Linked DNA regions of Homo sapiens: region 2 is linked to region 1. The links are chromatin contacts, found by Hi-C or POLR2A ChIA-PET in ENCODE. All regions are on one chromosome and are shown on one strand. Each heading gives the region's core, a stretch centred on a gene start or an enhancer-like site at or near the end of the contact. The rest is flanking DNA. Distances are from core to core; before and after follow the strand shown.

What was found. Hi-C counts contacts between places; a loop is a spot of excess contacts on that map. ChIA-PET counts read pairs that join two places held with the same protein, here RNA polymerase II (POLR2A). Pooled maps may share reads with other maps.
Region 2: a loop to region 1 is called in a map of naive thymus-derived CD4-positive, alpha-beta T cell, with 5 times the contacts of the local background. The contact joins two enhancer-like sites. A Hi-C loop is called at or near these places in 2 of 168 maps with a recorded cell type or tissue (CD4-positive, alpha-beta T cell and naive thymus-derived CD4-positive, alpha-beta T cell) and 6 of 50 pooled maps. POLR2A ChIA-PET finds 5 or more read pairs at or near these places in 6 of 52 experiments (AG04450, activated B cell, activated T-cell and 3 more).

The regions. Positions count from the first base shown.
Region 1 is chr3:71,368,944-71,376,006 of GRCh38, forward strand. The region is part of intron 3 of FOXP1 (forkhead box P1); the gene reads right to left. Among named protein-coding and RNA genes, the nearest start is that of FOXP1-AS1, 83 kb to the left of the region's middle. Within about 2 kb of position 3,653, at least 2 of the 41 ENCODE cell types and tissues checked have a DNase peak (open chromatin) inside an H3K27ac peak, as active enhancers do.
Region 2 is chr3:71,506,141-71,513,556 of GRCh38, forward strand. All of the region lies in intron 2 of FOXP1 (forkhead box P1), which reads right to left. Among named protein-coding and RNA genes, the nearest start is that of MIR1284, 32 kb to the right of the region's middle. RefSeq lists a silencer at 4,418-4,712. Within about 2 kb of position 5,076, at least 4 of the 41 ENCODE cell types and tissues checked have a DNase peak (open chromatin) inside an H3K27ac peak, as active enhancers do.

The DNA of each region.
Region 1 (7,063 bases), core at 2,403-4,902:
AACACATTGTGAGTGTATACCGCATTAGGATCTACCTCAAAGAAATACTTATTTCTGCCCTCATTAAGATCTACCTCAAATAAATACTTATTTCTGGCTTTGTCTATACTTCTCCCATCTTGACCCCATGGGACCATGTCTTTTTTTTTTTGAAATGGAGTCTCAGCTGGGCACGGTGGCTCACGCCTGTAATCCCAGCATTTTGGGAGGCTGAGGCAGGTGAATCAGAAGGTCAGGCGTTCGAGACCAGCCTAGCCAACATGGTGAAACCCCGTCTCTACTAAAAATAGAAACAAATTAGCTGGGCGTAGTGGCGGGTAAGGGGCATAGCCTTGCCTCTGCAGGCTGAGGCAAGAGAATAGCTTGAATCTGGGATGCGGAGGCTGCAGTGAGCCGAGATCACTCCACTGCACTCCAGCCTGGGCAACAGAACGAGACTCCGTCTCAAAAAAACAAAAAAACAAAAACAGAAACGGAGTCTCGCTCTGTCACCCAGGCTGGAGTACAATGGCGCAATCTCAGCTCACTGCAACCTCTGCCTCCTGGGTTCAAGCGATTCTCCTGCCTCAGCCTCCTAAGTAGCTGGGATTATAGGCATGCACCACCATGCCCAGCTAATTTTGGTATTTTTAGTAGAGACGGGGTTTCACCATGTTGGTCAGGCTGGTCTTGAACTCCTAACCTCGTGATCCGCCCGCCTCAGTCTCCCAAAGTGCTAGGATTACAAGCGTGAGCCACTGTGCACAGCAGGGACCATGTCTTAATATCCGGTGTAACCCCCTTTTAGGAAGAACCCGCCACTATGTCTTCCAAGATCGACCATAGAGTGTAGTTAATCAACTCAGAGGGAAAGCATCCAAGAAACAGCTACTTTCTCAGTACCACCACATGCCAGACACTATGTTTGAAGCACAATATAGCTTGAACTTGAGACAAATGAGGTTTAAGACCTCCTGGAGCCCACATACTACCAGGAAACACTAACAAAAGCACATGGGAATGATTAACACACAGATGTAACCTAAGCACAAGGGGTCAGAAAAGATTTCGTGGAAGAAATGACCTGCAAGCCATTAAATTAGAAGTCGGTGGGTGTTAGCCAGGTAGAGAGCACTGGGTGGAGGGTGAGGGAAATGATCCTAGGATTTTCTGACAGCGCTGTTGGACAAAGCAGATAGGAGCAAGCACAAATACCAGGCCTGAAAATAATCAATCTTCTGCCTTCTTCCATGACACTAAAAACATAACTTGGGAGTGCCAGGACTTCCAAAACCAAAACAGGGCCAAATAGATTGAGTAATACAGAAATAAAAGAATGCTATTACACTCTGCTAAGTGTCTCAATGGTGTAACTTAAGACAAAAACACTTGTTTTTCTATCAGTGACAGGGAGAAAGGAGTGAGTTATTCACACTGACACTGCTTTTCTAAATTATCTGAGAAAATAGTACCATGAGAAACGAGGTCACCTGAGTTCACACACCATAGCACTTGTCCTTAAACATCCACCCAACTCCTCCTTTAGAAATATAATTATCCTTAAAAATACAAGGTTAGTTTTGTTTATTCTTTCACTCCATAAACACTTGAGGAAAGGGCACTAGAACAGAGTCACAAGACGCAGGTTCCGATCGGCACCGGGGCACCACTTTGCTATAGCCCTTTATTGTGTCTGTCTTATCTTCCCATGAGACTAGTGCATTAGTGCATTTGTAGTAAGTCCCAAGTCTTTTCTGCCACTATCTGCCACAAACACCCTATAACGGGCTTCTCAAACTTGCATGCTCATCAAAATCACCTGGAGGTCTTGTTACAAGCACATTGCTAGGTCCCAACCCTAGAGTTTTTTTTGTTGTTTTTTTTTTTTTTTTTTACTGAGAAGGAGTCTTGCTCTGTGGCCCAGGATGGAATGCAGTGGCATGATCTCAGCTCACTGCAACCTCCACCTCCCGGGTTCAAGCAATTCTCCTGTCTCAGCCTCTCAAGTAACTGGGACTACAGGCACACGCCACGACGCCCAGCTAATTTTTTTAGTAGACGCTAGGCTGGTCTCGAACTCCTGACCTCAGGCAATCCACCCACTTCAGCCTCCCTGTAATCCCCTGCCAGGATTACAGGCGTGAACCACTGCGCCTGGCCCCCAACCCCAGAGTTTCTGATTCACTATGGCTACAGTGAGGCCAGAAAATTTCAATTTCTAACAAGTTCTCAGGTGCTGCTTCCGCCACTGCTGCTGGTTCAGGCGCCACACTTGGAGGACTGTGCTCTGAAGCACTGTGCTTCCACCCTTGTATTGGTGCGTAGCTGCATCTCACCGCCAGTTAGAAAAGGGTTTTCTCATTTCACCAGGGCCAGCTGAGTCTGTCTCAGGTGTGGCATCTTCCAGGATTCCATGCTCAACCTCAGGGAACCAGAATCTCAGCCTCTCCCCCAAAGAAGCCTACTCTCAAGAACACACCTGACACCGCAATCCATTCCCCAGTCCACGTGGTTTGTTCTCACACCTGAATCAGAAGTCACTGCCTCCAACTGCTTCGCATCCATTTCAGAATAAAATCCAGGCTGGGTGCAGTGACTCATGCCTGTGATGCCAATATTTTGTGAGCCTGAGGCAGGAAGATCGCTTGAAGCCAGGAGCTTGTGACCAGCCTGGGCAACACGGCAAGATTCCATTACAATAAAAAATTTAAAAAATTACGCAGGCATGGTGGCACACCCACCTGTGGTCCTAGCTGCTTGGGAGGCTGAGGTGGGAGGATCATCTGAGCCCAGGAATTTGAGGCTGCGGGGAGCTACAATTGCATCACTGCACTCCAGCCTAGATGGCAGAGAACAAAACCCAGTCCTTCGCCCCGGTATACAGGGTCCTGCTGACCCCCTAACCTCTCCCACACCATCCTCACTCCCTACCTCCTTCTCTAATAACCACATGGAGCCACACTGGTCTTTCTGACCCCACACCACACTCGGCTTATTCCTTACTCTGAGGCTTAGCCCTCTTCATTCTCTGCAGGAAAGGTTCTTCCCCTGGCTCTTTGTACATGAGGATCATTCTTTCGTCTTTTCTTTCTTTCTTTTTTTTTTTTTGAGATGGAGTCTTGCTCTGTCACCCAGGCTGGAGTGCAGTGGCACGATCTCAGCTCACTGCAACCTCGGCCTCCAGGGTTCAAGCGATTCTTCTGCCTCAGCCTCCCAATTAGCTGGGATTACAAGCATGCACCACCATTCCTGGCTAATTTTTTTTTTTTTTGTACTTTTAGTAGAGACAGGGTTTTGCCTTGTTAGTCAAGGTGGTCTCGAACTCCTGACTTGAGGTGATCCGCCCGTCTCAGCCTGCCAACGTGCTGAGATTACAGGCGTGAGCCACTGTGCCTGGCCGAGGATCATTCTTTAAGTCTTAAATAGAAAGTCACCTTTTCCAAGAGGCCTTCCCTGGCTAGACAGGCTTTCCCAAGGTCTGTGCTTTCCACTGTATCCTGTGTGAACTCCCATTCCACGCAGATATCTTGTTCCTTCGTTTCACTTGCACTCTCTGCTTCTTTATACTAGAGGACAAACTCCAGGAGAACAGAGTTCTCCTGGTGGAGCTGTCATAGAGTTTGCCCTCTAGTAGAAAGAAGCCGAGAGGGCAAAGGTCTGTTTCCTGCCTTGCTATGCACTCCTCCTCCTGCCATCTACAGCACAATGACTGTCACACAGCAGGCACTCAGCAGATATGCGTTGAATGGATGAATTACTAAATCTAAATATACCATGCTATCCTTCCATTGAATAAAAAGCTAAGAAAAAAGAAAACCTCACTCGAAGCTATAATGTAACAAGTTATAAATGCCAGAGTGATTTGCAAATGCACACGACAAGATCAGTTACAGAAATGATGAATCTAGGCTTGGAATTCAGGCATCAGAAATTGACTTGGGTTGAGGACTGGAAGAGATTCTCCCTTCTATGTCGTAAATGACCCTTGAGAGGCCCACCTTGCCCCCTACAAAATATCTCAAACAATGTCTGAAAGGTAGGATCCTTAACTCTTGACTTCTTGAACTTCTTTTTAATGTCACTCACTCCCAGTGCCAGGTGCAAGAAGAAAAGTAGGTACTAAAATTGTCTGCACGCTGAGCTCCTCTACCCTGGACGACTCCGAAAAACCACTTGTAAGTATTCTATGTTAACCACAGTTCGTAATTTTGTCACAGGTGTTTGACTAAAAAGGGGACAAAGCCTTTTAAGATAGTACACCCATATTATGTCATTGTGTATATTCCGGACCACACCTAAAAGCTGACAAAATCTTTTCTTTCTATGCCATGGCAACCAGGAGAGTTAATGCTGCATGATTTTGCTAAGAGCATCCTATATGCTCCAAAATGTTCGCCTTTACAAAAAAAAAACATGTTAAAGTAGAATTTTAACACAACTTGTCATAAAAGCTGACACTAGTACACTGGAGAGGAAACCAAATGACATGAGTTGTACCTGGCAGTTCAACAGAATATAGGATCAATACTCTTTGTAAGGCAGCCAAAGCATTGGTTAGAAGTTCAAGTGAGGAGGATGAAGTGAATGAATATTCAAAGTATACTATACCAAATGATTTTTCTATAGTTATAAAAAAATCATTAAAATGCACTAAGCTTCACAAAAAGCAGCATAGTGAGGTGACACTGGTGCCAGTCCTGGTTTGGACATTAATTTACTTCTTGTGTGGCTTTGGAAAAGTCATGCACCCTCTCTGAAACACATTATCAGGAGAAGGTTTAATGAACTCGATCATCTCAAAGTTTCTTGCTAGTCCACATGCTTGTTGAGCCTATGAATGTTTCTGGACACGCATCTTAGGTGGAAAGACACAAAGAAAAGGGTGAACTCACCTCTACCCTGCTAATGATAAAACAAATGCTCTGACAGCTGTCTTCTTGTAGCAAAGACAAAGGTGTGGAGTGGCTATACACTGGGGTTTGCTGAATCTTTTCAAATAAAGTTCTGTTTCTATATACTGCAGGAGGGTGAGTTGATGTAGTAATTACCTGTTACTCTTGACAAGTAAGGTAATTAATGTAGCAAAATACCACTGCAATGTGTGTAAATTTAGACCACCATAATTAAAGCACCCGTCTGTTCCACAAACTGTTCAATTAAGAAAAAATATTGACGGTGTACGTTTTTTGAAATTAAAAAACGTATGGAATGAATGAATCTCCCTTGGTTGACATCCGTTTCTAGAACGTGTTCTCAGCATCCATAAAGGCTATATAATGGAGTAACTTCCACTGAAACACAGAAGTATTTCTGTACATCTACTATTAAGATAAGAGTCTCTTGTGGAAGTATTTTATTCAGAATTTGCATTCTATAAAACCTACATCTGGGCCATGCGTGGTGGCTCATGCCTGTAATCCCAGCACTTTAGGAGGCCGAGGCAGGCAGATCACTTGAGGTCAGGAGTTTGAGGCCAGCCTGGCCAACAAGGTGAAACCAGTTTGTACTAAAAATACAAAAATTAGCTGGGTATGGTGGCACACACCTGTAATCCCAGCTACTTGGGAGGCTGAGGCAGAAGAATTGCTTGAACCTGGGAGAAAGAGGTTGTAGTGAGCCAAGAGTGCGCCACTAAACTCCAGTCTAGGTAACACAGCAAGAGACTCTGTCTCAAAAAAAAAAATAAAAATAAAAATATCTGTCAGAAAATGAATTCTAGGAGTATATGAACCCCAAAGCTATTGGAGGTAGCAAAAAGGTGAGAAATAATTATTGTGCAAGTATCCAAGTAACTATGCCTGTCCCAGTGTATCATAACCTGAAAGTAGCATTGTCTACTTGCCAATTTTAAAGAGCTGGAGACACTGAACACATGATGTGCTAGTAAAATAGCTGCAAAGCACCTGGTACTCTCTGAACAGATAGGCAATGGTGTGAAAGTTGGCTTCACTACTCTTTTATTCTCATTCCTTCCTCTATCTACTAGCCATTTCCAGACCCAAATGTTAACATCTTGAACAAGAAGACTACCTGGCCTTTCACTCTATAGCAAAGTGTATCTCCCTGCTACTCTAGATGTTTAGATTTTCTAGGTTTATTCTAGATTTTCTACTCTAGGAAATCTAGACAATCTCTAGCCACGTCAAGAGTTAAATGCCCAAATAAATTAAACCAGAACTGCTGTAAGACTAAGGAGAGAAAAAAATCTGTTACCAGTTCAGTAGAAAAGTGGTTACCTCTAAATGCATTCATAGTGGGTAGGGGGTTGGGAGGAAAAAACAGAAAAGAGCTTCTGATATCTATATGGTAAAGTAGAGAACTGGACAAGGGTTCTCACAGCTCATGCTGAGAAGAAAACCCAAGGGATTCCTCTCTTAATTCTTCCACTCAGATAAACTCAGAGAAGACACAACAAATTGGCCTGAATAAAGAAACAGCTGGAATTCTGACAGACTAAACAGTGTGATATGAGCAAGAAATGGTATATGATTTTGGTGTTATTTAATGATGTATATACACGTTTTGTTTCTTTTTCATTTTTCATATTTTTGTATAGCATACCTTACCTTAGGAAACGTAAACTCTAGAGGGGTAACTAAAAGGTAACTTCAAGTGAATTCTCAGCTTAACATCCTGAAATTAAGTCCTAAATGTTCCATATCTGAGAACTTGGATGTATCCCCAAGTAAAGAATAAAGAGTACAAGGAGACATTCTAGACTGAAACACGTTGAGGAAATGAAATGGTTTCTCCAAGTCAAATACTCCAATTTCACATTTGGAAATAATAACAATGTCATTAAAAGACAAGGATGGAGAAATCACTGTTCTAGTTGTTGATATAAACAAAGCTAGACATCATGACTTTTACAAAATCAGACGATTCCTTAGAAGGAAACGGACTTGGTAAAAGTCGCTTTACAGCTTTCATTATATGGTGTCACTGGAGTGTTAACCTTTAAAATGAGTATTTTTCAAAAATTGTATGGCTTCAAAAGAGGCTAACTCTATAGTATGGTAGGGATGGAGACATAAAGGAACATGATTTGGGGTTCTGATGTAAGATTCGTGGACTGCAAACTAAA
Region 2 (7,416 bases), core at 3,826-6,325, 140 kb after region 1:
TATATCCCAGGTTGCAAATTCTCCACTGAGCCTTAGTTCGCAGTTGGCTTCGGCAGTGTTGGGAGTTGGCTGCCTGGGGTCCGATCCTGGCTGTGATACTCGTGGTCCAACCCTATTTAAGTTTTCTGGGCCTCTGTTTCATCAGCTGCAAAACAGAGGTAATGATACTTCCTACATCATGGAGTGGTTTGAAGATTAAGTGGGATAATGCATGTAAACCTTGAAACAGGGCAAGTGGTAGTTTTACATCTCCTGTCTCCACGGCGGCGTATCTGCTATTCGAATCCGCACACGCTCCCTACACTGGCTCCCCCTCCTCACCTCCCTGTGTTTGCCAAATCCCCAGGTTTTCTTTTCCAACTAGCTGATAACTTTTCCAACTAAGGGGTTCCACGGTATCCTTCCCCCAGTACCAGGCAGCTACTACGTCTGCCCTTGACTTAGGCTCGCTGCTAGCTCTTGCATCCAGATTTCCACCTCCATTTCTAATATCCTAGGACAAGAGCAGGAAGCTGAACAACTGGGGGAAGCTGGTCCTTCCCCTCAGTACCAGCCAGCTACCACGTTTGCCCTTGACTTAGGCTCAGTGCTGGCTCTTGCATCCAGATTTCCACCTCCATTACTAATATCCTAAGACAAGAGCAGGAAGCTGAACATCAGGGCACCTGGGTTCAGCTCCCAACGTTGCCATAGAGTAGCCTTGTAATTCTGCACACTTTACAGTTTCTCTAAACCTCCATTTCTGCTTCTATAAAATGGGGCTAATGAAAGTCCCTACCTCCAAGCATTGCTGAGATTAAATTATCCAATTGGAGAGCACTGTGCTCAATGCCTAGTCAACCAGCAACGGCTCCACACCTGAGAGCTGCTGTTCTCATCTTTGCTTGGACCACACAACTAAGTGAACAACAGTGTCCCCGGCTGCTCTCTCCTCTCTCAAATGTGTGAGCTGCTGCCAGTCCTTCATGGTACCAGATTTGGGTCAGCGAACCACAGAACTTAATTATGCCCCAGTTTTCTTTCATGCCCATTGATCTAATTTTACATTAAAGTTTCACAAATAGAAACAGGTACTCTCATGCACAGCCAGGGCCAGGGTAAACTGACACCGCCTTTCCAGTTGGGTGGTGATATGCTTCAACAAGACTTAGAATCCCTTCCAAAGAGTAAGGAGTGAACAGGAATGCATGCTTTTAACAAAATAGTAATCACTGGGGAGAATTCAACTACAAGGTCACAAAGGAATACATCACAGCATTATCTAGTATATGAAAACAGAAAAATAAATGTCAGTTAAAAACTATTTCTGATTCATATGATAATGAAATATTATGCAACCATTAAAAAGTATTGTAAAAACAAACAAGGGCATAGAAGGAAACGTGAGCCCCAAATCATACCTGCTTACCAAATGTCTATTGAATGATATGTTGCAAAACTGCTTTTTTTTTTTTTGAGATGGAGTCTCGCTCTGTCACCGAGGCTGGAGTGCAGTGGCACAACCTCGGCTCACTGCAAGCTTTGCCTCCCGGGTTCACGCCATTCTCCTGCCTCAGCCTCCAGAGTAGCTGGGACTACAGGCACCTGCCACCATGCCCGGCTAATTTTTTCTATTTTTAGTAGAGATGGGGTTTCACCATGTTAGCCAGGATGGTCTCGATCTCCTGACCTCGTGATCCACCCACCTTGGCCTCCCAAAGTGCTGGGATTACAGGCATGAGCCACAATACCCAGCCCAAAACTGCTACTTTTTAAAGTTATTTGAGTACTTACTGTGTGCCAGCTGACAGGAATAAGCACATTACATATGCTAGGCTACTGCAAAATCCAATGAAGTGTTATTATCCCCATTTTACAGACAGCAAATGGAGACACAGGGAAATAAAATAACTTGTCCAAATACACACAACTAGTAAATGGATTTAAACCCAAGTCTTATTCCAAAGCTCTTGCTCTTTTCTAATGAGTGCTGCTGCCTATAAACTTATTAGTATATTTATGGCTGCATTAAGTATATTTCTATAGGGGGAAAAAGGACTAGAAAAGCTGACAAAAATACTAGAAGTAATTCTTTTTAGGGGGTGGCACTACAGATAATGTTTATTCTAGCTTTGATTTGGTTTTTAGATTCTTTACATTTATCATAAATCATGTTTGTAATAAAGGGAGGAAATTTGGGGGACAAAGTATTTTTCTGTTTTAAAAGCTCAAATGGCAGCCACCATCTTTCCCTCACTGTGACAGAAGCAGATGCTAGGCAGGCGCTGGGCTCGTGAGGGAAGGCAGTGCCTACCCAGTGGTTAGAGGTCCAGGTGCTGGAGTCAGACGGCCTGGGTGCAGAACTCCCAGAAGCTCTGGGGAAGCTGCTCAGGCCTCTGTGAGTTAGAAATAGGCAGGTATGTACAGGGCTTGGATCAGGGCTCACAGATCCTGAGGGCTCTGTAATATGAGTGATACTCATTGTTTTACGAGTGACATCTTCACTCTACTCAATACGTTTTATAGCCTCTTTCTGCAGATGGAACCAAAACATCGTTAAGGCAATGTGTCCCAATATCTTTTAACCAATTATCGTAATAGATCCTACAACCACCCCTCTCTGGCCCCCAACCTCCCAAGGGCTTAGGGCTGTCAAAGAAACAACTTAGGTCTGCAGAGTGATACCTGCCTTGGAATTCCAGCTCTGACCCTGGCTGGCTCTGAAATCTCGTGGATGTCACTTAACTTCCTTGCCTCAGTTTCCTTGCTTACAAGATGAAGAGGGCAACAGCTCATAGCTCACAGGATTGTGGTGAGGACAAAAGGGGAAAATGTATGTGAGACACTGAGCTCTGCATTCAGCCCACTGGGACTTCTCAATAAACCTGACCCATCATGACTACTTTGGCATTTTCTGATACAGCTCCACTCTCCGTATGGATTTCGCCAGTCATTATGGGTTTCTTCCTTGTAATGGTTTTCTTGCCATCATTTTTTCATATTTAAGCATTGTATTATAATAGAGAATAGAGATGAAGCATGCCCTTGTGCAGATTCTGATACTGTATGCTCCCTTATTAGTCAGCCAGGGCTGCTGTAACCCAGTACAAGAGACTGGGTGGCTTGAACCACAGGCATTCATTAATATTTGCTCATGACTCTAGAAGCTGAAAGTCGAAGATCAAGGTATCCACAGGGTGGGTTTCTCCTGAGGCCCCTCTTTTTGGCCATCTTCCCTCTGTGTCATCACACGGTCTTCCCGTGTGGGTTTTTGTTAGAATCTCCTCTTCCTATTAGGATACCAGTCACACTGGATTTGGGCCCATCCTAATGATCTCATTTTTAATTTAATTATCTCTTTAAAGTCCCTATCTCCAAATACAGTCACATTCCGAGTGAGGTACTGGGGGTGAGGGCTTCAGTGTATACATCATGGGGGGAGGACATAATTCAACCCACAACAGCTCCTCACCTCCTGAAAGGACAAGCTAGGCCCCAAATTAAGAATCAGTTATGCTCTAGGAGGCTCAGATGGGAGAATTGCTTGAGGCTAGGAGTTCAAGACCAGCCTGGGCAACATAAAGAAGCCTCTGTCTCTACAAAAAATTAAAAATTAGCCGGGCTCAGTGACATGCACCTGATTCTTAGCTACTCAGGAGGTTGAGGCAAGAAGATCACTTGAGCACAGGAGTTTCAGATTGCAATGAGCTATGATTAGGCCACTGCACTCCAGGATGGCCAAGAGAGCAAGACTCTGTCTCTAAAAAGAAGGAATCAGGCCAGGCACGGTGGCTCACGCCTGTAATCCCAGCACTTTGGGAGGCCAAGGCGAGCAGATCACCTGAGGTCAGGAGTTGGAGACCAGCCTGGCCAACATGGTGAAACCCCATCTCTACTAAAAATACAAAAATTAGCCAGGCGTGTGGTGGCAGGCACCTGTAATCCCAGCTACCAGGGAGGCTGAGGCAGGAGAATCGCTTGAACCCCGGAGGCGGAGGTTGTAGTGAGCCGAGATTGCGCCATTGCACTCCAGCCCGGACAACACAGCAAGACTCTGTCTCAAAAAATAAATAAATAAGAAGAGTCAGGCCATGTGCGGTAGCTCATTCCTGTAATCCCAGCACTTTGGGAGTCCAAGGCGGGTGTATCACTTGAGGACCAGCCTGGCCCACACAGTGAAACCCCGTCTCAACTAAAAATACAAAAAATTAGCCAGGTGTGGTGGTACTTGCCTGTAATCCCAGCTACTTGGGAGGCTGAGGCAGGAGAATCGCTTGAACCCAGGAGGCAGAGGATGTAGTGAGCTGAGATCCCACCACTGCACTCCAGCCTGGGCAACAGAGTGAGACTCTGTCTCTAAAAAAAAAAAATCAGTTGATCTTGGGCCTTGGGCTTTGGCAATCTGAGCCAGTCCAGGTACTTCAGAAAATGAAAGCACACAGGTGCAGCACAATGGAAAGGCTTCCCCCTAGACACTTATGTGTAGTGTCCTCCCAGTGCTGTAGTGAGCTCCTTGCTCTTCCCAGCCACCAGACCTGCAGAGGGGGCTGATGCCTACCAACTGCAATGTTCAACTAAGCTCTGTCCAATCGAGTCAGCAGACCCAGCCATTGCTCATATTTACATTTGTAAAAAGTCAGGACGGAAAGTGTTCATTCCTGGCATGAACTCCCCAATCTGGGCTCATAAACATAAATCAAAGCTGAAGGTCATTTTTAAAAAATCAGTACATGCCTCATTAAAACAATTTTTTTAAAACTGAGTTTCTTGAACCACGGCCTATAATTTACAAAGTGCAAATGTCTGAGATACGTGTGCTAAATTTAAAGAAACAACTATTATTAAACACCCCATTATGTAAGGCAGTGAAATATATTTGCACTCTGTATATCCGTTATAATATTTCAACTGAGCCTCACAATGTTTGGCAGTTCTTTCCTTCGGTGATAATAAAAGGCTTTTCTTTCCATTAAATATCTAAATTAAGTCAAATAGTGTATGTTAAATAAGCCCATAAGTCCTTTTGTATGATGCAATGAAGTCTTGAAATGCTTATCTACTGAGCACTCTGGCTTAAAGGCTGGTGGTTTATGTCCCCTGCAGAGCCCCGGGACCCTGCTGGCTTGGCCAGACTGTGAAAATAAGCTTCAAATGACCAAACGCAACTGCAACTTTAAAAGTAGGAACCAGACCAGACACAACAAACCACAGTGTAGTCAGCCTCACTTGTCATAATTCATATGTGTGGAATTCAACTGTAAAAGCATTCACAGAGTGCTAAATTTCCTCCATTGGGGCATTCCATGTGGAATGTCAGATTTTGAAAAGCTGCTGATAAGCCACTCCTGATTACAAGTCTACAAGTTGTAGAATTAATAAAAAAAAAAAAAAAATTACCCCAACCCCAAAACATCTCTGTCTGTGTCATCCAATCCTAAACAATGTAGGCAAGTGCCAATATTTTTAAATAACCAGGCCATAAAAATATGCACTCAATTGGTGGCCCTGTATGAACACTGACTTCCTTTTTTTTGGTTTTCTTTTAGCTCCATGTCTACATTATTCTCCATTTTGATGGCCTACATAATGATCACTTATAGCAATCCTTTTTTTGAAAAAGAATCTCATCATGGTTCAATGACTTAAAAATATAATCCTTACAGATTTTTAAAAGAGAAACTTGAATGGATAAATATATTCATGTGTAGATTTCAAAGCCATGCATGTATATATAGATGTAAACACATGAAAATGTAATAATCCAATTAGCACATCTTTTTTGGAAACTAAATTAATCTTAACAAAACTGGCCTAAGGCTCAGGTAGGAGTTGACGGAACTGCTGGTGATGACGACAACAATAATAGCTGCCATTTAGTCAACATTTACTTTGTGCCAAGTGCAGTGCTCAGCCCTTGACATAGATTTTCCCATTTGGTTCCTCACAACAAAGCTCTGATGTAGGAATGCATCTTTATACGTGAGAAAACCACGGCTCAGAGATGGGAAGTCACCTGCTCAAGGTCACATAGTAATTAAGTGGAGGGGAACCAGGGGTTGAACCTAGTTCACATTGTGCTATATTGCCTCCCAGTGGTGCCTTAGAGACAGGATATAGGGCCTGGCGAAGGGTAGGGTAATATACCTGGCCCCTAAATGACCTCTTATCTTGGCTAAGGACAGGCAGCATAGCCTAGGCCCCATCTCAGGAGAAGATTTAAGAGCAGACACACCCTGTAAGCAAGGTAAAAAGCCAGAGCCATATCCCACCTCTCTTGCAGACACAAAGGAAGAAATCCCCACCCAAAAATGAACTCCTAACCTTCCTCCACCTATTACCTTATTGCCTTGTTACCAAAAGCACCATATGCATGTTCCTGAAGAGTCTATTTTTCCCCCATCACAACACACTTAAGTAGTACATATTTAAGACAGAAAAGCAATAGTAGTCCTCTTCTTTCTACAATGCAATCCAACTTTTCCTGGGTGACAAAAGATGAATAAAGGGATGAGAGAAGCAAAGGTGTTGGATTATTCATTTGTGAATGCCACTTCATACAACAGCTGGTCACTACCCAGTAGAGTAGAAAGAGAACAGAAAGGGAGTCAACCAACTTGGATTCTCAGTTCCATTCTGTCCCACATCCTGGTGCCGTCATCTCTTCCCACACACAGTAATGAGGGAGGAAAGACCATCTCCACCCCTGTGTTTATTTCAGACTTTCTGTGACTCTGAGAGCTTCCTTTAGGTACACAGAACCAGCACGCCAGCCCTACGGCTCAAGCACCAATGCCTAACACCAAGGAAACGTCACCCTCAAGAGTTAAACTGAGCATCTCCTTACACGGCAAACACACAGAAGGATCCCTGAGATACTAGTAAGGTCAGTTTTAGGGGAACATGAAAACAGCCTGCTCCAGTAGCATTTACCAGGCATTCCTAACTCCCTGGGCTCCCAACCTGGCCCATACCTCTTTCCTTAACTCCAGATGTGTGTACCTATCTGCCTCTACAGCCTGTCCTCTGGAATGTCTAGACATCTCAGACTCAACACGTCCAGAACTTGATTTACCCTCTCAAGCAGGCTCTATCCACGTGATTTTCAATCTCAAGCAGGCTCTGACCACATCCTTCCCCAACACAACTTGTCCTTCCCAATCATAGTCCACGGCAACTATATCCTTCTCATCACACTCAGGCCAATCATCTTTGAGTCAATACTGACTCGTGTCTTTCTCTTAAATTCTACATCTATTCCATTAGGAAATCCCATAGAGTCTGCCTTCAAAACAGATATAAAAAGCCAGTACTCCCCTCCTTCGCTACCAACTTCCTGGTCACAGCCACCATCATCTCCCCGCCAAGCTTCCTAACAGGACTCCCTGCTCCTTCTCTTACCCCACCCGTGGTCTATTCTCAACACGGTAGCAAAAGAGA